Linked DNA regions of Mus musculus: regions 1 and 3 are each linked to region 2. The links are chromatin loops, found by intact Hi-C in ENCODE. Cell type or tissue: gastrocnemius. All regions are shown on one strand.

Evidence for each region. Peaks named below come from ENCODE experiments on the same cell type or tissue, not always from the same donor. Only the 100,000 strongest peaks of a DNase experiment are listed, where the experiment ranks them.
Region 1: it touches region 2 in a loop (2.4-fold over the local background); 2 of 42 quality-filtered maps call a loop at or near these places.
Region 3: it touches region 2 in a loop (10-fold over the local background); 19 of 42 quality-filtered maps call a loop at or near these places.

What each region holds. Positions count from the first base shown.
Region 1 is chr17:12,935,313-12,943,312 of GRCm38, reverse strand. It overlaps Acat3 (acetyl-Coenzyme A acetyltransferase 3), which reads left to right and starts at 2,917. Exons shown (of 9, transcript NM_153151.3): 1 at 2,917-3,067; 2 at 3,305-3,439. The coding sequence starts at 3,013. Acat2 (acetyl-Coenzyme A acetyltransferase 2) reads left to right here. Exons shown (of 9, transcript NM_009338.3): 9 at 1-271. It also overlaps the pseudogene Gm20591. In gastrocnemius, no CTCF peak of the experiment used is centred here; a DNase peak (open chromatin) is centred at 3,109; H3K4me3 peaks cover 937 bases; H3K27ac peaks cover 497 bases.
Region 2 is chr17:12,876,077-12,884,076 of GRCm38, reverse strand. Mrgprh (MAS-related GPR, member H) reads right to left here. Exons shown (of 1, transcript NM_030726.1): 1 at 6,235-8,000. The coding sequence starts at 7,202. The coding sequence ends at 6,237. Among named protein-coding and RNA genes, the nearest start is that of Mrgprh, 4.0 kb to the right of the region's middle. In gastrocnemius, a CTCF peak has its summit at 3,699 (motif pointing left); DNase peaks (open chromatin) are centred at 3,704 and 7,242; H3K4me3 peaks cover 678 bases; H3K27ac peaks cover 2,579 bases.
Region 3 is chr17:12,993,559-13,001,558 of GRCm38, reverse strand. No RefSeq gene overlaps it. Among named protein-coding and RNA genes, the nearest start is that of Wtap, 5.3 kb to the right of the region's middle. In gastrocnemius, a CTCF peak has its summit at 4,981 (motif pointing right); a DNase peak (open chromatin) is centred at 4,987; H3K27ac peaks cover 187 bases.

The DNA of each region.
Region 1 (8,000 bases), 59 kb before region 2:
ATCAAATCAAGACCAATCCTGTAGTGAAAGTCGGATTCAGTGACCTCTTCCAGGCTGAGGTGGGGTAGGTATTCCAGCTGTTCTAGTCAGAAGACTGGCAGTGCCAACAAGTGTGCCTCTGGATTGTTGAAAGGTGGGCAGCAAGCAGCATCCACGTACTTATTTCTCTGCTTGACGGGATGGGATGTTACCTGCTTCAGATATCTACCTTGACTTCCCCAAAATGATGACTGGAACTGGAACTGACAGTCAAATAAACTCTTTCCTCCCTTACATTGCTTCTTGTCAGTGAGTTTGATCATAACAACAGAAACAAAGCCAGAGCAGAGGATGTGGTGAGGGCAGCCAGCTTCAACAGAAAAGCCACAGTTTACAATATGTTCATTTGTGATCGTTTCTAATAAACAATATGTTACTCAGATGAACCTGCTGGGAGGTATGCATGTACTATGGAAATCATAAGCAAACTATAGTAGAGATAGCTTGCAAAAGTCAGCTATTTAAGCCAGGTGTCACACCTGCATGACTGGTCAGGTGATGGGCCAAGTGCACAACAGCCATCCCCTAAGAGTATCATGGATAGAAAGTACCTACCCAAGGGATGTCCCAGCAGCTGTAGTCAGGGTGGTGCATCCCTAACAAACAGGACTACAGCCAGCATGGTATGCACTAACCTCCATAGCCGGATGTGTCGCTGCATAGCACCTACAGTCTGATGGGAAGTAGTCTTGCCAGTCCTGCACGCCCAGGGCTACACTTCAGGAACATGTTCTGCCTCTGCCTCAGGAAGATGCAATGGAGTTGTACAAAAAGAAATTTACCAGGAATAAGCCAAGATTTATTTTTGTGTGTTTGTGTTCCCACGTTTGTATATGCACATTTGAGAACCGGAGGGCATCAGATCCCTGGAATGGATTGTGAGCCACCATGTGGGTGCTAGGACTGAACCCAAGTCCCCTGCAAGAACTACTAGTCCTCAGCCACTGAGCCATCTCGCTAGCCCCATTTCTAGTTAAATGGTGGGGTGGGCTCCATGTGAATAACCGGAGGGAGCCAGGGGCAATGGCTGCTCCTGGTGGTGGTAAGCCAGTGCTGGGTGCTGCGAATTGAACTCCAATCCTAGGGAGTTTAAATAGAGAGGACCAGTCTGCTCATAGACAACTAAGTTAAATACAAGGATTCCAGAGTTGTCAGCGAGACCGGTGGTTACTGAAGGGATGGGGTGGACCCGATGTTTCCCTAGAGCTGCTGCAAAGTTGGGTAAGGGACAGAGTAAGCCCACAAAGGGGGCTGAAGAGTGGCCAGAGTGTAAGGGGGAAATGGAATGGAAACCGCATGAAACTGCAGAAGCAAACCAGAATGGCTATCCTTTCAGAACACTGGGAGTCCGTCCGGCAGCCAGCCTGTGAGGGAGGGGGCAGGGGGTGGGGAGAATAGCCAGAGGGAGTCTGCAAAAGGAAGATGTACATGGAACATTACAAGATTAAATGAGACCAAGGGTGTTCCATCTTTAATTAGATAAGACATGTTCTGGCAGAAATACCTTCCTGCTCAGCATTTTTTTTCTCAGATAATAGTGTGTGCCCAAGGTTACATCTGCTTTCAAAAGTTACACTTGTAGTTTGCCTTGAGTTAGGCAACTATGTAATAACAGTGTAAGGCTAAAGCCAGGTGCTAAAGCCAGGTATGGGGGCACCCAGCTTTCACCCCAGCATTCAGGGAGTAAAAGCAGGTAGATCCCTAAATTCCAGGCCAACCTGACCTACATCGTGGCATAGGTCAGCTAAGGGCTACATTATAAAATCACGTCTGAGAGAGAGAGAGAGAGAGAGAGAGAGAGAGAGAGAGAGAGAGTTAAATTGTTGGGACCTGAGTTAGTTCCCAGCCCCCACATAGTGACTCAGAATCATCCTAACTCCATTCCAGGGAATCCAATGCCTTTTTCTGACCTACCTGGGGAACTAGGAACATAAACGGTGCACATACATGTATGCAGGCAAACAAAAACTCAAAACACTGATATACATAAAATAAATCTAGTAAGATTTTTTCCTTTGGAAAAATATATATACATGTATTTATGCACATATATATGTATGCGCTTGTGTGCGTGCATGGGTGCGTGTGTTTGTGTGTGTGGCCAAGCTCTGAAGTGAAGCACACTGGCCCTTCCTGTCTGAAAGCCCAGCCTCACCCCAGCCTGTAGGATTTAGAGTAGTTGCGTGGCCTCTGCAGAAATAACTTCTGCTTGCACACATTCTGTGGATTATTTGGACCGCTTGTGGGAGGACCGATTTCTAGCAAGGTAGAGGTAATTAGAAAGTCCAGACAAATTCTGACTTTGGCTGCAGGTGTTTTAAACAGCCGTGATCTGTGGCCCTAAGGGACCTTTAATGAATAAGATCTTCAGATCACCTTCCATCCTCGGCCCCTGGGGTTCTCCTCTAGCCAAGAACACGACTTTTAGCAACCAAGTGAACTAGGGTTTACAGCGCCCAGGCACACTTGGAGAAATCTCAAAGTTCCTGCGAATTGACCGACACTGTATCCTGTTCCTTCTGGCGTGTTCGGGAATTATAGCCAGGGCATTCCAGTCCCGGCTGAATCATCAGAGGTAGACTTTTAGTCACCCTCATTGTTTCGAAAATACACAAAAACAGACAGAAAAGGGATACAGAGAAAGATTCCGGGATTGTGTTGCAAGCGTTCAAAGTCCACAGCTTGAGACTTCCCCCAACGCTGATCGCTCTCACTCTAACACCCGGAACCCCCAGGTCTCTATCTATGTCACACTCTAAGACCCCTAGACCTTGCACACCCTGTTCTTCACCATCCCTGAGCTGAGGAGGAGTGGGGATCAGGGGAGCTGCTGAGCAGGGGCGGGGCGGGGAGGGCGGGGCGGGGCGGGGCGGGGCGGAGCCGTTGAGGCTCCATCTCCAACTCAGCCAGAATTTAGCAAAGTTTGCTTCAGCTGCAGCCAGGGCTGTGCAGACGCCAGGGGAGAGCAACAGGATGAACACAAGATCCGACCCAGTGGTCATCGTCTCGGCGGCCCGTACCGCCATAGGTCAGTGTTGCGGAGGCTTCCCACCTGCTACCCTACAGGTGCACAGAGAACCCTGCCAACTGCCTGCTTGCATGCCTGATGGTTCATCTGTCACCCTGTGGTGGCAGATACTAGTGGTCTGAATTTGGGCAGCCCTGGGCTTGGCAAAGCACTGATTTAAAGTCCCCACCCTCCCCCTCGGTGGTCCTCAGTGTGCTCTTGGTTCAGATTCCTTCCCTCTTCCCCATTCCATTGTAGGCTCCTTCAATGGTGCCCTGTCCACCGTGCCTGTCCACGAAATGGGGACAACTGTCATCAAAGAAGTCCTGCAGAGGGCCAAGGTGGCTCCAGAAGAGGTGTCCGAGGTCATATTTGGACATGTCTTGACGGCAGGTAACTCCTCAGTAGCCCAGGACAGATCTGGTTCACTAGAAACAGCATTTATTTATATGTGTGTGTGTGCGCGCACACACACCACCACCACCATACATTGCTTTGCTTGGAGTTCTCTCTGCTAGGATTCTTTCTGTCCCTCCTCCTTCCTCTGGCTGAAGTCACAGCTCCTTTACAAGCCTTTTCGGTGAGTGATCTTAGACCACGGGACTGTATCGCCTTTGCATTGTTAGAAGCACAGCAAAGTATTCACAGTCCTCCACATACCCCTAACATGTCACACAGTCAATAAAAGTGTGTGGGCCTGGCACTGTGCCACAGCTGCGAGTGGGGCTGCAGCAGAGCAGCTCTACCCTGGTCCACTTTGTCAGGAGATCAGCTGTCCCTCACTCCAGGGGACTGTCCGGAGAAAGGCAGGAGAGTCTAAGAATGCTTCATCATAGCTCTGATTCCTGCTGGGCTTGGAGATCAGTGACTACTGATGTTGATGATTGGTTTGGGGCCTGGGTGTATAGATCAGTGGTGAAGTGTGTGGTGAGCATGCATGTGGTCATGAGTTCCCACTCCTGCCCTGCCCTGTGCTCCCTCAGCACACATTTGAATCAACTGTAGAGAAAATTGTTAATATTCAATACCAAGTTCTGCTCTTACTCTGTCTGAGACCATTTGTATGTGTGCCAGTTGAATATTCTGTATTTTTTTAATGGGTGTTTTGTCTGCATATATGTCTATATACCACTTGCCTGCCTGGTGCTAGCAGAAGCTAGAAGAAGGCATTGTCTTCCCTGGTCCTGGAGTTATAGATGTTTGTGGTTGTGAGCTGCCGTGTGGGTGATGGGAATCACCACCCCCAGCCCCCCAGAGAAGCCAGTGTTCCTAACCACTGAGCCATCTCTTCAAACCCCTGAACATTTGGAAAGTTTTTTTCTTTTTTCTTTTTTCAAGACAGTTTCTCTGTGTAGCCCTGACTATCCTGGAACTCACTCTGTAGACCAGGCTGGCCTCAAACTCAAAAATCTGCCTGCCTCTGTCTCCTAAGTGCTGGGAATAAAGGCGTTTGCCACCATTGCCCAGTGGAAAGGTTCTTATTTCAGAATTTACAACCCCAACATACTTTTATTTCAATGTATATTAAATTTTAAGTATATGTTGGATAGATGTAATTGAAATTATATATATATGTATATTTGTGTGTGTGTGTATATATATATATATATATGTATATATGATACATATAATCAGCTGGGACCCAGTTCTGTGTAGAAATTTCATTTAGTATAGACTTTACATATATAAGCTGAAGGTAATACAAAATATTTATGATTTTGTACTTGAACTAAATAGTGTGCATCCATGTAAAGGGGCTAGGTGGCCTTTCACAGTGACCTAACCCTGTTATACACCTGCATTTTGATTTCTGCCTGACAGGAACTCTACAGTGGCATCATCTCAGCATCCAGAAAGTTCCACATTGCCCAGCCTGGGGGTGCATGGCTATAACCCCAGCACTCTAGAGTCTGAGAACTGAGCCTTATGAGAGTGAGGCCAGCCTGAGCTACTAGCCAGCCTCTTTGTCAAAAAAGAAAAGAAGGGACAGAAGGAGGGAGGGAGAGGCTGGCGTTGACACTATAGAGAGCTTTCCCAGCATGCACAGAGCTTGAGTTTAATCCTTGGCACTAAGAAAAAGGAAGCTTTGTATTCTGGGTCATTGCTGATTTTGAGAATAGGAGCGCTTACTTGACCTGTAGTTTCTTGTGTTGTTTTAGGTCTTGAAGTTTGGTTTTGATATTTTTCTTGTTAAAAATGTTAACTTATTTATTTATGTATTTATTTATATTTGAAGGATGCTACAGTGGATGTATGGGGGTTGAAGGACAACTTGTGGGTGTTGATTCTGTCCCCTCTCCACACCCTCCACACACACACTCCACACACACACACACACACACACACACACACACACACACACACACTACAGGTCCCAGGAATTGAATTAGGTCATCAGGCTCAGTGTCAAATGCCTTTCTCACCCAGAGAGCTGCCTCTCAAGTGTTTGATTTTGTTGCTGTTGTTGACATAGAATCCAAAGTTTATGTGTAGCTAGGATAATGACCTTACACTTTAAAGTTCTTGATGTTTCTGCCTCCAGTGCCCAAGTGCTAGGGTTTTGGGCATTCGCCATCATACCTGGAGTTCTCATCTTTTCTGACCCACTTTGTCCTCATGGTGCTTAAACTCTGGGTTGAGCCACACCTCTTTCTCATGGCCATCCAAGGTCTGACTGTGATGCCATCAGCTGTCTGTGGTCCACCACTGCCCTCCTCCCCTCTTCCCAGACCAGTGACTCAGAACTTTTCCATGTGTCAAAAGACATCCCATCATTTGGTAATCTAAGAGTCATCTGGTACTAGTTTTTTGTTTGTTTGTTTGTTTTGTTGTTGGTTTTTCGAGACAGGGTTTCTCTGTATAGCCCTGGCTGTCCAGGAACTCACTTTGTAGACCAGGCTGGCTTCAAACTCAGAAATCCTTCTGCCTCTGCCTCCCAAGTGCTGGGATTAAAGGTGTGCACCACCACCGACCGGTCTCCTATTTCTTTTTCTTTCTTTCTTTCTTTTCTTTTTTTTTTTTTGAGACAGGGTTTCTCTGTGTAGCCCTGGCTATCCTGGAACTCACTTTGTAGACCAGGCTGACCTGAAACTCAAAAATCTGCCTGTCTCTACCTCCCAATAGCATCCATCTCCTTTCTTATTTCATTTAAGCATTTGTTTGTGTTCTTGAATATAATTATAATGATTTCCTATGTCTGGAGTGTCATCTAACTCACTATCACTATATACGTTGTTTTATGAAGTACAACAAACTCCAAGCTTATCCCTGACTAGCTTACAAATGAATGAGACTCGGCCTATGGTTATTTTACTCGGCTTTGACAATTACTTGGGGGGCAGGGGGTAATCTCTAATCTATTCTTCTTTTTTTCTGTTTTTTGTTTTTTTTGTTGTTTTTTTTTTTTTTCGAGACAGGGTTTTTCTCTGTGTAGCCCTGGCTGTCCTGGAACTCACTCTGTAGACCAGGCTGGCCTCCATCTCAGAAATCCACCTGCCTCTCCCTCCCAAGTGCTGGGATTAAAGGCATGCGCCATCACTGCCCGGCTAATCTACTCTTCTAACTGCTGGCCAGGCTACTTCCCCAGTGGTGAGCCCCAGATACATGCTGTTTCTTGTGACCATGTCATCTTCCCCCATGGCAGCTTCTCTCCTCTCCCTCTCCCCTCCCTCTCCCGTCCCCTTCTCCTCCCCTCCTCTTCTCCTCCCCTCTCCTTCTCCTCCTGGTTTCTCCTCCTCTGACCAGGTCACTCCAAACCCACCCACCTCTAATCCCTCCAGTAATTGGTTGTAGCCAATTTTATTTAACCAGTAGTTTTAAATCAAGGAACGTGTTTGCACAACACAAGCTTGTAAATGTGAGAAATCGCTGGTAAGTATAGAATTTAGCATTACACTCCACAGCAACGCTCCAAATCTCAGCAAGGGGCTGGCCTTTGGAGGGCTATGTCTATGTCCTGTATTGGTGATCGAGGTATCTGGCGTTATTTGTTTACTTACCTTTTTTTTCTTTTTAAAAATCAGCTCTATTCTTTCAGTTGAAGTATTTGCAGTGTTCAAGGGGGACTTGGAGGTACTAGTGTTGAGTGTGTAGTTCTGAAAACAATTACTCAGTCCAGAAGCTCCGGATGCTGGGCAAAAGAAGCTTTATATATTCCCTAGGAGGGCAACAACTGTTCGCTAGAATCATTAAGCAATTATTATACTAGCCAATTAGTAACAGTGGCACTTTGACTTCAATAGCATGGAGAACAAACAACCACGGATAGCATGGAATGTACTAGACTCCAATTAATAAGATTAGGAGGGGGGAGGGAAGTAGGGTGGGTAAAGATAAAGGACAGGAGTTAAATGAACCCGGAGAGGCAAGCATGCGTAGGATGACATAAGCATTCAGGTGGACTTTGAGAAGGCAGAGTGGGTAAAGATTAAGCCTTAAATTGACTTTGGAAAGAGAGGGGGAAAAAACCTAATAGCTAAGAGGGGAAAGTTGAGACTGTTATACTCCACAGATGTTAGCTTCTGTTAAAGCTACAGAAGGTTATAATTAAGAAGTATAAAAGAGAAGAGGGCAGGGATGAGATGGGAGAAAGGGCATAGGACTAGGAAGGGTGGTGCATGAGGCATGTCCTCAGAGTGGAGTAGAGCAAACTGGGTGAAGAAACCCAACAAAATGGGCTGGAGAGATGGCTCAGCGGTTAAGAGCATTGACTGCTCTTCCAGAGGTCCTGAGTTCAATTCCCAGCAACCACAGGATGGCTCACAACCATCTGTAATGAGATCTGATGCCCTCTTCTGGTGTGTCAGAAGACAGCTACGGTTTACTCATATAAATAAAAATAAATAAATTAAAAACAAAAGAAATCTAACAACAGGCCAAAGACCTAATAGCCATATACAGAACAAACAAAACCATCATTAGACATGCAAGAATAAAATTAGAGACAAAGAATACT
Region 2 (8,000 bases):
CTTCATCACTTCTGTTCCTTACCAATCCAGAGGGCCACCACTCCCTCCTGTGAGGCCACAGGATCCTGATTCACCTCCCCAACCTCTCCCGGACCCCTGGGGTTTTTTGTTTTCCTGTTGTATTCCATTTAGTCAGGTTAGCAGGTCAGACGCTCTGCTACCCATAGAAGGGCAGGTAAAAAGTTCTCCATCTCCTGGCCGCTCCCTCCAGATTCACTGCAAATGTTGCTTACAAAATGGAGCAAGTGTGAAGAGTCTGATGTCTCTGCAGGTGAGTCCCATTACTCCCTTCAGCCCTCATTTGAGTGCAGGTAGAAGCTATCTCTCCAATGGCCACCTTGGTTCTGAGCATCCCCACCCAGTAATGCCTCTGGCCAAGATCTCAAGGAGCCTCAAATCCACTGGCCAAGGGTGACCTTAGCCTCCTTTTTCTTTCTGTTTCCACCCTTTAAAAAGCATGACTTATTTTGCATGTATGGTGGGTGTTTTGTCTGCACACATCTGTACTGTGTGTGTGTGCACTGCCAACAGAGGCCAGAAAGAGGGTGTGGGATTCCCTGGGACTGGGATTTCAGGGGGTTGTGAGCTGCCATGTGTGTGCTGGAGAGCCAAACCTGGCTCTCTGAAAGACTAGCTAGTGTTCCTAACCACTGGGCCATCTCTCCAGGCCCTGGTTCTACCTTCTGGGACTATAGTCACCTGTTATGCTCCTCACTCATGCTAATTAGTCTACCCACTGAGCTACACTCCCTCTCACTTGAAATAGTTTTTAAAAAAGTTATTTTAGAGAAGGAGACAGGAAGATCGGGAATTAAAGGCCATCTTCCACTACTTGCCGAGTTCAAGACCAACCTGAGTTTCTTGTCTCAGGAAAGCTAAGAACTATTAGTCCCAGCCCTAGGGTGGCCTGGTTCTCAAAGTGAGTTTTGAAGCCAGCTAGGGCTAAATAGTGAAACCCTGCCTTAATAATCATAATCATAATAAATAAAAAGGTAAAAACTAAAGTGTTATTTTAAATAACCACTCAATTTTGATCTTCCTAGCAAGCAGGGGCTGTCAGCTGTCTCTTCCTTGTTGTACGGACAATTGCTTGAGGAAGTGTCCATGTCCAGGTGTGCTCCAGACTTACCTGGGGAGCGAGCGTCCAGCATGTGAGGAGCAGGTCCCTGACACCGCCACTCCCACAGTCAGGAACTCACCCTGCCCCTGGTACCTCCCTTGTGTGCCCGAGCTCCAATAATTTTTGGAACTTAGCCTGGAAAGGCAGCCCCCCAATTCCAGAATAGTCCAAGTATGTTGACTTTGGGCAAGGGCAAGAAGACTCCTGTGGACGCACGCCTGCTAAGGTCAACTCTCTTTTCTACTGCCTGGAGGCAGGGAAAGCACCCAGGAGCAGTGCTGGCTCACTTTGATTTTATCTTTTTATCAAGTGGGCAAGGGTGGAACAAGCAAGAGCTTTGACAGCTGGACTGTGGAAGAGCCCCTGTGTTTCCTCCTTAACTAAGTAAGGCCAGTCAGCTGCAGCAAAGGCTAAGGATACCAATGTCCAATGCTTCAGAATGGCATTGGTTGGTTGTTTTTTTTTTTTTTTTTAAGATTTATTTATTATTATATCTAAGTACACTGTAGTTGTCTTCAGACACACCAGAAGAGGGCGTCCAATTTCCGATCTCTTTACAGATGGTTGTGAGCCACCATGTGGTTGCTGGAATTTGAACTCAGGACCTTCGGAAAAGCAGTCAGTGCTCTTAACCTCTGAGCCATTTTTCCAGCCCTGTTTATTTGTTTTTATGGTTTTCCTAGACAGGGTTTCTCCGTGTAATGCTGACTGTCCTAGAACTCACTCTGTAAAACAAGCTGGCCTCAAACTCATAGAGATCTGTCTGCCTCTGCCTCTGTGGGGCTAAAGGTGTGCACCATCACGATGTTTAGGCTATTTGTTTTACAGATCTAATTTTTATTGTTTTAATTATATGTGGCGCGTGTGTGTGTGTGTGTGTGTATGTGTGTGTGTGTGTGTGTGTGTGTGTGTGTGTGTGTCTGTCTGTCTGTCTGTCTGTCTGTCTGTCTGCATGGGGTATGAGCATGTGAGCTCACATGCCCATGAAGAGAGGACAAACGCATTGAATCCCTCTGGAGCTGGTGTTATAGGCACCTGACTCAGGTCCTCTAGAAGAAATGTACTTCTTGGACGTCTGAAACTTTCTAGAGTTGATGAGAGATGGAACACAGGCCTTGGCCTCAGGGATTGAGCAGCTTAGAGCAGTGGTTCTCATGACCCGTTCACATGGGACCCTTTCACATGGGTCTCCTTAAGACCACTGGAAATATCATATTTTACATTATGATTAATTAACAGTAGCATAATTGCAGTTAGGAAGTTGCAATGAACATAATTTTATGGTTGGGGAGGGAGGGTTACCACAACATGAGGAACTGTATTAAAGGGTTGTAGCGTTAGGAAGTTTGGGAACCACTGGCCTAGAGGCTGAGGGGACCCAGAAAAGCACACAGGTTTACTGGGCACTTTTCCTAGCATCTTGGACAAAGCCACAGACAGTGCATGCTCAATGAGTGTTTATGGGCCGGAGAAATGGTTCAGAAATTAAGAACACTGGCTGTTCTTCCAGAGGTCCTGAGTTCAATTCCCATGGTGTCTCATAATCATCTATGTGATCTGGTGCCCTCTTCTGGCAAGTAGGCATACATGTGGGCAGAACATTATATACATAATAAATAAATCTTCACAACTTTTAAATATATTTTTATTAAATTTATTTACTTTATGTATGTGAGTACACTGTGGCTGTACAGATGGTTGTGAGCCTTCATGTGGTTGTTGGGAATTGAATTTTTAGGACCCCTGCTTGCCCCAGTCGTCCCAGCTCCCTCTGGCCAACTCCACTCTCTCTGGCCCAAAGATTTATTATTGTACGTAAGTACACTATAGTTGTCTTCAGACACACCAAAAGAGGGTGTCAGATCTCATTATGGGTGGTTGTGAGCCACCATGTGATTGCTGGGATTTGAACTCAGAAACTTTGGAAGAGCAGTCAGTGCTCTTACCCGCTGAGCCATCTCACCAGCCCCTTCACAACTTTTTATAAGTGAATTTACATTGTTTATAAGTGAATACACAATAACAGTATTCTAATAGTGTTTATAACGGACTAAATGATAACAGTGTTCTAATATCTCCTTTTATATAGGATCAAAGACATTTGATGATTGAATTCTGCTGTTTAATTTTTAAATACGTATTTATTTGTGCGTGGGGAGTGTGCACACATTCCACAGCACACGTGTGGAGGTTAGAGGACAACTTGCAAAGGTTGGTTCTCTGTTCCCACCATGTGGAATCCAACTCAGGTCATCAGACTTAGCACCTTTACCCACTGAGCCAGCAGGGCTGCAGCTATAAAGTGCACTAATACAGAGAGAAACATATATTTGAGGCAGACATTTGGTGTTTCTCCGATCCCCAGTGATACAGAATAGGAAAGTTTCATTGCCCTGAATTAACACGGAATGAAGATCAGAGTCCATGAAGCCTCCAGATCCTGCACGATTTACCCCCTCTTTCAAAGAGCCTCCTTCAGTTCTCAGGGAAGCTTATGAAGGCTTCTGTTTGCTTGAAATTACTTAAAACTCCTGGCTCTGAAGTAGTTCTCTAACGCAGAACGAGCGACCCCTGGAGGTTGAAATAGGTAACTGACTTCGACCCGGGCTGAGTGTAAGGAAATGCTCAACCCAGCGAGCTGCTCTCTGGCATTGCTTTAGAGGGAGGCGGGTCGTAATTTGTTTCTTGGCTTTTTGACATTAAAAACAAAAAAAGAGAAAAATGCGAGGCTATCGGTGTCACTCTCGTGGTCTCACAGGATTTCGCAGTTACATTCCTTTCAAGGGGAAGGTCACTGTGACAGTCCCTGACAGCGTTTCTCAGAGCCAAGCAAATACACCCCATCCAAGAAGCGCACGTTTTTGAAGCAAAGTGTCCGTCAAGGAAGGAACGATGTTTTCTGACTTCTGGCTCCGAAGCCTCTGAAGCCGCCTAGCATCCCGCCAGCGTCAGGTCTCAGCCTGCTGGTGATTGCAAGAACTTTCTCACACTTTCATGTTTGATGAGGACGTGAGGTTGTATTCCCAGTGAGAGTTAATGACAAGACATCCTCCTAACTCAGCAGCAGGGTCAAAGGAAAGGTCCGCTTCCCTTCCCGGATCGAAACTCAACAAACCAGACCCATTTCAGGATGGAGTGAGCTGGGCGCCACAAAGATAGAGGCTCTATGATGTCTGAAGAGACCCCTCTCACCAATGTCACACTCGGGCTAGGATCATGGATCAGGACTGAGTGCTTGCTTAGCAGATGGTTTGTTCCTCCAGCACCGCACATATATATACATACAGCAATTTATTTTCAGCTTTGCCATGTGTATCAGCTAAAACGACATTCAGATATTTTATTTTATTATTTATTTTGAGACAGGATCTCATCAGGTTGCCCAGAATGGCATCAAACTCACAGGAATCCTCCCGCGTTTTCATGATGGATATTAATGGATGCTTCCATGGGCTCCATTTTTGGTGATGACTGAGGCCACTAAGTTCAAACACTTGTTTCTATGGGTCATTTTTGCCTGTTTACAGTGGGATTATAAACCACCCACCATTTAACCTTCTACCCACTTATCTATTGGTATCCACCATTTTTATTCTCAGTTTAGTCGAGCATTCCATATGTTAAGGGGTATTACCCCGCTGTCATGTTTATTTAAAAACCATTTTCTAATTCATGATTCTTTATAGATGGAACTTCTCATCATAGATGGGGGAGACCCAAAGCCACCGAGTGCTAGAGCATTCAGTATGATCTCTCATCTTGTTGGGTTTACATTTAAGGACTTATTTTATGAAATCCAGTCGCATTCTGGACTTATTCTCCCAGTAAGAAAATGACTGGATGAGCAAAATCTGTTAACAGTGCTGGGAAGAAGTTGGGCCCAACCTTAAAATAGCACGGTCCATCCACAGCGCCTTGGGACTGCCGAGGAATATTTTCTTTGCAATAAAAAAAGAACACACTCCATTTCAGAAGTCTCAGAAGCAGCATTTCCAATGAGCTGCTCAGCAAAGAGCCGAGGAATGAAGAAATGATGTGGTATTAGCTGTATGCCGAGACAGCTGAGGGAGAACACGGGTCTGCTTTGTCCACATTTTGTGAGAAAAATGCATTGTGAATTGTTCCTAGGCATGCAAGCAGCTCATATTTAAGCAAAAGGGAGAAGGAGTGGGGAGGAGCGAAAGATAAGAAGCTAGGGATGCTGGAACTGCAAAACCAGCTCTCAGGAGCCTGAGGCAGTAACATTGAGAGTTGGAGGCCAGGCTGAAATAGATAGTAAGACCTTGTCTCAAAAAAAAAAAAAAAAAAAAAAAAAGGATAGAAGAAAACCAGAGAAAGTGAAAATGTTCATGCCCAAGCCAAGCTTCTCTCAGCCTTGTGGAGGCCCCCTCTAATTCTTACAGGATGATATCTTTAAAGGACTCGTGGGATGTCCCATCCCCCTCTCAACTGGTCCCGTGATGAGTTCTCAAGGTGTGGTAGCGAAGATGCTTTGTAAGGTAGCTTGGATGTCCCTTGTATGGACTAACATGTTTCCCTCTGATGCATCCAGAGCACAGGCTAGAGGAGGCCAATGGAGAGGAACTTGAGAAGTAGTGACAACAACCATATACACAGTTTATAGTACCTCTCAAAGACTACCCTGGGTATTAGGGTCTCAAGGACGGATGGATTTGAAGGGCCGACCCCTTAGGTCACAGTCTGGCTTAGCACCACCCATATCCTAGAACCTTTCTAACATCTTGTCTGTGACAGTAGATTAACAACAGTGACAGGAAGGGTGACAGGAAGACGAAGTGCGACAGTGTTTGGGACAGGTAGAGCCTAGTGCTGGGGAGACAGAATCAGACCAGGGCCAGGTCTCTGAGCTAGAGTCCTAGCACACATGAGGTCCAAGATCCAATCCCCACTGGAAAAAGCACTAGCTCCCATCAAGTTCTCAGTGGCCAAGCGTGTCACGTGCACAGTGTGCCTTATTGTCATCTATTTCCAGGAGGAATGAAAGACTTTAATCATAGTGAGCCACCAGGTGGGAACATAGAGAAGGGCTTTCATAATAGTGTATCCACAGAGGATAACATCAGGCATCCTTCCTTGGGGATGTCCTAGCTAAAGGTCATGAAGGCAGCGAGAACTGTGTCACATTCTCCCTCGAGGCCACCACTGGCTTTTCCTCGAAGACTTTCTGCAGTGCTTCTTTTAGGGACTTCCTACTCCTCTTCCTCCTCAGGCTGCCTACCACAAAGTAGACAATTGGGTTGATGCTGCAGTTTATAGTGGACAGCATGTTCAGGTAGGGGAGGGAGTCCCATACAGAATCATCAAGAGAACTAGAATAGTAGCCGATGATAAGCAACACCTTCATGGGCATGGCGAAGACAAGAAACAGGATGACCGTGGTCATGATGATCACATAGAGCTTGGTCGGTTGACGTGGCTTCAGGTTACAGCAGACTTGGATGAAGAGGATCAAATTAGAGAAGATCATGAGAGGAACGAAGACCAGGAAAGTCAAGATACAGGAGAATATGTACACGTATCGGCATTCTGGGAATTGGGGCTTCACTTCCAGAATGCAGAAGAAGTTTTCCAAACCAGACACGAGAACAGAGAGGGCCCACAGCAGCATACAGGCCACAGCGGACTGGTGTTTTGGGCGTTGGCACTGGTACCAGATTGGATAAAGCACGGAGAGGCACCGCTCTACGCTGATGGCCGTGAGGAGGTGGAGCCCTGTGTTGTAGCCAAAGATCATGAAGAGGATGGCGTAGCTCTCTAAGGTCATATTGTAGATGTGAAAAGTGTTCACTAGCTTCATGATGGACGAACAGAGGAGGACCATGAAGTCTGCAATGGCGAGATGGAGGATGTAGATGGTGAATGGCTTCCTCTTGATACAGAAGATTAGGAACCATATCAAAAGGCCATTCCCAGCCAGTCCCAGGGAACAAATGACCAGGGAGACTAAGAAGTAAGTGTGGTCATCCGTATGCTCTGAAGACCAGGTGGTTTCATTTGGGGTTTTGTTTCTGGTGGGTTGTGTGGATTCCAGAGGATACAAGGTCATTGCCAATGGCTCCATTCCAGGAAGATGGCTTTCTCTGTGGCCTCCTGTGATCAGAAACAGAAGGTGGTGACCGGCGCCATCTGTTCTGCACCTCAGAACGGTTTTGTATCATGGGGAGGCTTCTCTCCCATGCTGAGGGACAGGGACGCCAGAGTCCCCCGCCCTCTCTCCTCATCTTCATGCCCTGGCTCATTCCCCCTTTGTCAGCTCTCCACTCAGCAGACGCTACTGAAATGTCCACATCCCCTCTACTAACACTAGGGCTGACTCCCAGCCTCAGCCTACAACAGTTCCTCTTTGGTCACGGCTCTCTGGGAAAGCTCTCTGTGTTTCTTATGTCTAGGAGTTCTTACCAGAACGAGGTGACAGAATTAGGAGTTTTAAAGTGATACATGGCAATACATTGAAATGATTTAAACTGTGGCTGGGGACACAGCCCCAAGAAAGGAGGAGGCTGCTGCTCTCCTCCTGCTGCTGGTTGTGGTTTGTCAAGTGGTTGTGAGCAAAGTTGATGAGAGGAAGAAACTGGATATCCTGACAATGGAGATCAAACTTGCCTGTAGGAACTCGGGGTCCCTAATCAGCAGGAAGTAGCCTAATGAGGCCAACACCTCCTTTCCCCTCTAACCTTCTTTCTTGCCTACCCAGTGCTGTGGGGTTTGAAGGAATGGAGGTGGAGAAGGTGGTGGGTAAAAGAACCCAATAACGTAGCCAAAAAGAGTGATTGATTACATTTGCAGCCCACTGAAGGATGAGAAAAACTCTCAGTGGGGCTTTCCCCTCCTTTCTCTTTTCCCCATGTTGGCCTGGCTC
Region 3 (8,000 bases), 120 kb before region 2:
TCTAAAAAAATTGTACATGTAATAGCCAAAAATCAGTATTTTGCAATAACCAATTTAACTGTTGTTTGGAATAAGGAATAAATATTTTATCAAGTTCTTTCACAAGATATTTCTGTGATTCTATCTTATAATTTTGTATTAACACAGCAACAGCCTCATAAGGTGTAAAAACTTTATTTGGAGACAAAGAAAGATGAATCCACATTAATGGTCCCTTTCGCCAAAGGACTGCTGTGGGTGCATGAGTTGTAGCAATAACGCACGCAAACAGCCAACAACTGATCAGTCTATATAATGTATCTGTTGACTAACAGCTTCCTCTACTTTCTGCAAAGCTATTCGTCCCTCATCAGTTAATTGTGGAGGGGAATTAGGATTTGCATCCCCCTTAAGAATATAAAAAAAAAAGGTTTATGTTATCCTGTAGTAAGCTTATGACGAGGTCTTAGCCAATTAATATCGCCTAACAGTTTTTGAAAACAATTTGAAGTAAGTAAATCGTCTTTTCTGTCTTGAATTTTCTGTGCCACAGTTTGTTTAGGATACAACTGAGGCCCCAAATAGTGAAACCTTTCTAAATCTAAATAACTTTGAATGTCCCCCAATCTTTACATATTCTTAAATTTTCGATCTCTTTAAAATATCCAAAGTCTTTTAAAATTCAAAGTCTCTGAACTGTGGGCTCCACTAAAATACTTTCTTCCTTCAAGAGGGAAAAATATCAGGGCACAGTCACAATCAAAAGCAAAAATTAATCTCCAACTGTCCAATGTTTAGGATCCAACTCACGATCTTCTGGGCTCCTCCAAGGGCTTGGGTCACTTCTCCAGCCCTGTCCATTATAGCACACAGCTTTTCCTCTAGGCTCCAGATGCCTGTACTCCACTGCTGCTGCTCTTGGTGGTCATCTCATGGTACTGGCATCTCCAAAACACTGCATGACCCCTTCAGTCAATTGCAACTGAGGCTGCACCTCACCAAGGGCCTTCCATGGCCTCTCACGGTGCTGAGCCTCAGCTGCCCTGCGTGACCCCTTCATGCCTTCAAAACCAGTACCACCTGGGTGATTCTAACACAGTACCAAGTCCAGCCACAGCACAAGGCACAACGTTGGCTATCTCTGGAACACAGCCTCTGTGCTCTCAAAAAAAAAAAAAAAAAAACACTTCCCAGAAGATGTCAAATCAATAATGCTGGTCTCTTCTTAATCACCGCTAATTTCTTAGCTCCAGCTAACCAGCATCAATAGTCCCAGCAGTGCAAAGGTTTCACTCTAGTGGTTCTGGTATCTAGTTAATCACAGCTGATTCTTCAGCCCCAGCTAACCAGAACCACCGAATCGTCACAATCAAACTAGCAATGGCCCTGAAAAGAGTCTTTAATCTTCCCTCTGAAATTTCACAAGCCAGGCCTCCATCTTCTGCACTGTTCTCAACATTGTCTTCTAAGCTCCTACACAACATTCGACAGAGTTCTTAACAGCAAATGGATCTTCTGGACCAAAGTTCCAAAGTCCTTCCACAGTCCTCCCCAAAACATGGTCAGGCTGTCACAGGACTACCCCACTTCGGGTGCCAATTTGTCTTAGTCAGGGTTTCTAACCTTCCATAAATCTTAAATTTGTACTTTATTTTGAACAACACCTGGATAGAACTGTTAAAAATGCTGTTCTGGCCTGAAACTTCCTAGGTAGGGTTTGCAAGACAAAGGCGGTGCCATACAAACTTCCCTGAGGCTGCTCTGAGCTTTGCATTAACTCAAATGTAAATATTTCTTACTCTGGGCATACTACCTGAGGCCAGGCTTAAAGATTACCCCTCCTGTGAGGTCAGATTCTACTGTCTGTCTATTTCTTTAATTTTTTTGGACAGTCTTTCCTAAAGTGATTTATGCCCCATACTTAAAACATTCCTTATTTCCTCAGGCTGTGAAAGCATTGCTTGAACTGTAGTCCTCTGCAAGGCAGCAGCAGCCATAGCCAGAACCTGATTGAATGAGGGTCCAATTTCTGCACAAAGAGGGATATCTGTCTGTCTTTGCTTTGCTGAATGGCCACGGTGGCAGGCTAATTTAGCATTCTCATAAGACAATTGTGTAACAAAAGGAACCCTTGCTTGAGGGGCTCCAAAAACTCTTACTTAGCTGTTTTGTTTTGTTTACCATGACCCCAGGCAATTCTGAAACTGAAGGTAAATTTAATTTTCCCAATCCGCTTTTAGGCCATCTTAACTACATGCAAATATCAAGGGCAAGCAGTACAATAAGGAACTAACAAGGCAGTAGGCAAAGTCCCGTGATTACTCCCGTGACTGTTGTTTCCAAGGGCTAGTCAGAACGACTGAAATACCTCAGCCCACTTCCTTGTCCAAGCCCAAAATCTTGCCTGAAGCCTACTTCTTTAGTTCCACCCTAAGATTACAATTCCTGCCTTAACCTACGTCCCTATTATAGCCTAAAGTCCCCTATAGTAAAATGTCCGGAGTCAACCAAAGCAAGATAGTAGAAGAAACAAGAGTGTTAACTAAAAGATGATGGCCTGCCTGGCATGGTGGGGCTCGCCTTTAATCCCAGCACTTGGGAGGCAGAGGCAGGCGGATTTCTGAGTTCGAGTCCAGCCTGGTCTACAAAGTGAGTTCCAGGACAGCCAGGGCTATACAGAGAATACAGAGAAACCCTGTCCCAAAAAGATGATGGCCGAGGGACAAGATGGAGGCTGAGATGCTAGGGGCTTTGAAAGCATACTCTCAATGCCACAAAAGGCCACAATGTTACAGGACTTGATGCCAAAACTAGTGGGGCTCAAGATGGCTGCACAAATGAGAAAAGGAGGAGCTATTACAAGAAACCAGCATGACAACAGTCCTAAAGAAGCCTCTCCCTTCAGTAACTCATCATCATTATTATTACTTTCTTTTTACTCATTCACTTTACATCCCACTCACTGCCCCTCCTGGTCACCCCTCCCACAATGCTTCCCCCATCCCCATTCCATTCTCCTCTGAGGGGTGGGGATCCTCTGGGTATCCCCCACTGGATATCTCCCCCTCCACCCACCCACCCTGGCACTTTAAGTCTCTGCGAGGCTAGGCGCTTCTTCTCCCACCAGGGCCAGACAGGGCAGCCCAGCTAGAAGAATGTATCACACATAAAGGCATGAGTTAAATGGAGTCACAGCTTGGGCACCTCTGTCTTCATGTTGTGTCTGCCCCTCGTCTGTCTTAGCTTTAGAGTCGGACTCAACTCGAGACTTTCCAGTCACTTGAGAAATGCTTTGCTGCAGACCATGGCACAGTGTGAACTTGGCCTGCTATGCTCTGGGACAGCTTTGTGTCTCTTTTGCCCCACCTGGTCTTTCTCTGAATCATGAGTAACTCTTGTGCCTTATTATATGGTTCAAACCAAACCATGAGGCTACGGCAGTTATGCAAGATGATAATGTCAAGAAAATCCCGCAGTTAAGCCTCTGCCGTCACCCTGAAACCTCAAGGCCAGGGCTTGCACTCAGGAAGAACATCGTCTTTTGAAGCTGTGTATGACTCGTGGACAACTAAACTTCACCACAACTCAGTAAAGGCTTGCTGCTCTTCATTGACAGGGCTCCTTCTCCATCTGTCTCCCTTCTGCTTAATCTGAAGCTGGCCAGCTTAGGCTGATGTCCTGTCTTCCCATTTGCAATATTTATAACCCGAGGAAACCTCCTTCCTCTGCCTCCAGGGTTCTTGGAGTACAGACATGCACCACCACCTCTAGCAGCTCGGTCCCCATTCTCCCGTGGCCTGGGATCCTATCATCTAGTATGGATAGTTTAAAGGAGCCAGCAGAGTCACTAACTGGTTGCAACATAGTTATGTAGGTGGATAAGACACACAGCAGGGATGCTGATCGCTCCTCTGTTCTGCTCTCTGACAGGCATGGGAAATGCATCTCACACCCAAATCCTGGGCTCACCCCCTTTTTGTGTGTAAGTGATGTATGTACATGGTCTTATGGATGGATGCTTATGTGTATGTAGGTGCTGTGCTCATGGAAGGCCAGAGATCAATGTCTGATATCTTCCTAAATCACTCTCCGAGGGGCTGGAGAGATGGCTCAGGGGTTAAAAGCACTGACTGTTCTTATGAAGATCCTGAGTTCAAATCCCAGCAACCACATGGTGGCTTACAACCATCTGTAATGACATCTGACACCCTCTATTGTGTGTCTGAAGACAGCTATAATATAAATAATAAATAAATCTTTAAAAAAAATCATTCTCCCAATGAGGCTAGAGTTCATCAATTTCCTAGGTCCCCATCTGTCTCTACCACTACCCCAACAGCAACAGAGTTACAGCCAGGCACTACCATCCCCGGCTTTTATGTGGATACTGGGGATCCGAACTTGGATCCTTACACTTCCAGCAGCCACTTTACCCACTGAGCCATCTCCCAACCAAGCCTCATACACATACACATATGGATCCTCCTTCCTTGGCTTCCAGAGTGAAGAGCTTACAAAGGGGCACCTTCTATGCACAGCTGTCAAACCTGCCTTTATACAGTCTGTTTAGAAATGTTGCTCCGACTGCCTCTACACACCTTCTCCATGTGTGCCTTTCGTCACCTGACCTTCTCATTGTATTTCTTACATTCAATTCCTCATTAATTTTTTTAACCCGAGGCTTGCTACTCCTCTTTTCTTCTGACCTTAGGCCTAGATTACATTTGCTTCTTAGCTTCACTGAAGACTCAGCCTCCTGCCATTTCCTTTGACTGGTACCTGACCAATTCTTCCCACCCCTGCAAGGAACCCAAGAAACCAGAACCAAATCAAGGAAGGTTGAAAAGAAGGTTCATCCCATATTTGAAACCAGCAGGCCCTTCTAAAAGCTCCCCTGTTAATGACATGCAATGTCCCCCAACTCCATTAGAAAATACACAACAATCACGGCTCTCACATCTATTACTACAAGGACCGATAGTTTGCATCCGTGTGGCCACCAGGTGGTGCTTCTTCCCAGAAAACAGTACTATACAGAGCTTTCAGCATAGTTTCTGTTGAAAAAGGTATGCCAGATGACCACAATTCCATGTGCTTGGGCTATGGAGTAGTCCTGTCCTGGTGTCTCAATAGATAACCACATCTCAGCTCACTGCTGTTGTTGGGCAACTTGCTGATTTTTCTCTGCTGTTTGGCAGGATAGAGCAGGTAGAGTAGAAATGTTACAGAAAGAATATGCCTTATCAGAGAGAAATCACCCCCACACTCATTGATTAGTTAAGGAAAAGCTCGTCAATAGCCTTTGGCTATCATACCTGGCAGCATAGGCAGAACATAATAGCCTGACCCATATAGGCCATCACAGACAAAGTGAAGTTTATTGTGGCATGACTCATATAGACCTTTGGTGCTGGCTAATCAATCATGGTATTTCCAATCATGAAATAGATAAGAAGCCTACTGTGTTTCTGTTTTGATTTGTATACCTAGGAAAATTCTCAAACGAAGGCTCCATTGGATTGAGGCAAAAGGAAATCTTGACCAATGAACCAATTTCCAGACTTGAGCCAGTTTGCAGACCCAGAACACCCAGAATGAAGGTACAGTTATATTCCCCTGAGGAAGGGCCTTGAATTATGGTTAGCTTTTCCCCAGCCCTTCCCCAGAGATAGATATACTTAGAGATTGGCAGCATTCTACATGTCTTAGTTAGGGTTTTACTGTTGTGAACAGACACCATGACCAAGGCAACTCTTTTTTTTATTAGATATTTTCTTTATTTACATTCAAAATACTATCCCAAAAGTTCCCTATACCCTCCCCCTGCCCTGCTCCCCTACCCACCCACTCCCACTTCTTGGCCCTGCCGTTCCCCTGTACTGGGGCATATAAAGTTTGCAAGTCCTAGGGGCCTCTCTTCCCAATGATGGCCGACTAGGCCATCTTCTGCTACATATGCAGCTAGAGACACAAGCTCTGGGGGTACTGGTTAGTTCATATTGTTGTTCCACCTAGAGACTACTCCACCGGGGATCCATCTCATAATCAACCACCAACCCAGCACTATTGCTTATGCCAGCAAGATTTTGCTGAAGGGACCCTGTTACAGCTGTCTCATATGAGGCTATGCCAGTGCCTAGCAAATACAGAAGTGGATGCTCACAGTCATCCATACAATGGTACACGGGGCCCCCAGGGGAGGAGCTAGAGAAAGTACCCAAGGAGCTGAAGGGGTCTGCAACCCAAGGCAACTCTTATAAGGACATCATTTAATTGGGGCTGACTTACAGGTTCAGAGGTTCAGTCCATTTTCATCAAGGCAGGAACATGGCAACAACCAGGCAGGCATGGTGCAGGAAGAGCTGAGAATTCTACATCTTCATCTGAAGGCTGCTAGCATAGCAGAACACTGGCTTCTGGGCAGCTAGGATGAGGGTTTGGTTTGGTTTGGTTTGGTTTGGTCTTTGTTTTGTTTTGTTTTGTTTTTTGAGACAGACACAGTTTCTCTGTGTAGCCCTGATTGTCCTGGAACTTACTCTGTAGAACAGCTAGCCTCAAACTCAGAAATCCACCTGCTTCTGCCTCTGCCTCCCAAGTGCTGGGGATTAAAGGTGTGTGCCACCACTACCGGGCCAGATGAGGGTCTTAAAGCCCACACCCACAGTGATGCACCTACTCCAACAGGGTCACACCTTCTAAAAGTGCCACCCCCTACTCCAAGTAAATACAAACCATCACACTACATTAGTTCCCCGACCTGTGGAATAAGGGCTGTTATATTTGGAAAGGCTAAATGGAAGCCTTTAGAGTTTCCTCTCTCAAGGAAAATGGTGAATCAAAAACACTGAAAGGGCTGGGCAGTGGTGGTGCATGCCTTTAATCCCAGCACTTGGGAGGCAGAGGCAGGCAGATTTCTGAGTTCAAGGCCAGCCTGGTCTACAGAGTGAGTTCCAGGACAGCCAGGGCTACACAGAGAAACCCTGTCTCGAACCACAACCCCAAAATAAATAAAGTTGGACCTTTCCACTTCAAAAGATCTGGATCAAAGGTTTATCTTTCTACCTCAAATCCTGATTAGCAGTAGGTCTCCCTACTTCTAACAATTCAATTAAGAAACAATCCCTCACAGTTATTTGAGTTTTACTTAATCCCAGATGTAGTCAAATTGACCTACAATCCAGAATTGGAAGGCTCACCACTCCAATCTGGGGGCTGGGAGATACAAGTTTCTGACCTGGATCTTGGCATGGAGATCTAGAGGCATGGTGGATATGAATTCCAGGAAATTAAGACAGGGAGATCTCTGAGTTCAAGGTCAGCTGTGGTTAAAGGCAAGGTGGCACACACCTTTAATCTGGGCCACACCTTCTGCTGGAGGCCTACAAAAAGACGTTGGAAGAAGGAAGATTTGCTCTCTCTCCTTCACCTGCTTGCATTGTGGGACTGAACAACTGCTAGATCCTTGGACTTCCATTCACAGCTGCTGCTGACCATTGTTGGGAGTTGGACTACAGACTGTAAGTCATCAACAAATTCCCTTACTATATAGAGACTACCCATAAGTTCTGTGACTCTAGAGAACCCTGACTAGTACAATGTGTTCAAATATATGTGTCTGTACCACAATATGCCTACCAAGACCAGAAATGGTCATCAGGTCTTCTGGAACTAGAGTTACAATTGTGAGCCATGATGTGGGTGCTGGAAATTGAATCCAGGTCCTCTGAAAGAGCAACAAGTACTCTTAATCACTGAGCCATCTCTCCAGCCCCAAGTTAATCTTTAAATTTAAAATAGTGTCTCTGAACTTCTTTGGTATTTGAATTTGTATCTCATTATCTTTTACACTAGAAATCTTTGAAGAAAGTAACATTAAAATGTTTGTACTACAATATATGTAACTTCAAAACCATAGCAACAATGTTATAACTACAAATCACTTAGTGAAACTGAGTGATTCTTAGGTATCTAGGACAGAGCCCTCTGTAGGCACAGAGCCAGAGCATGAAATTCAAACACTG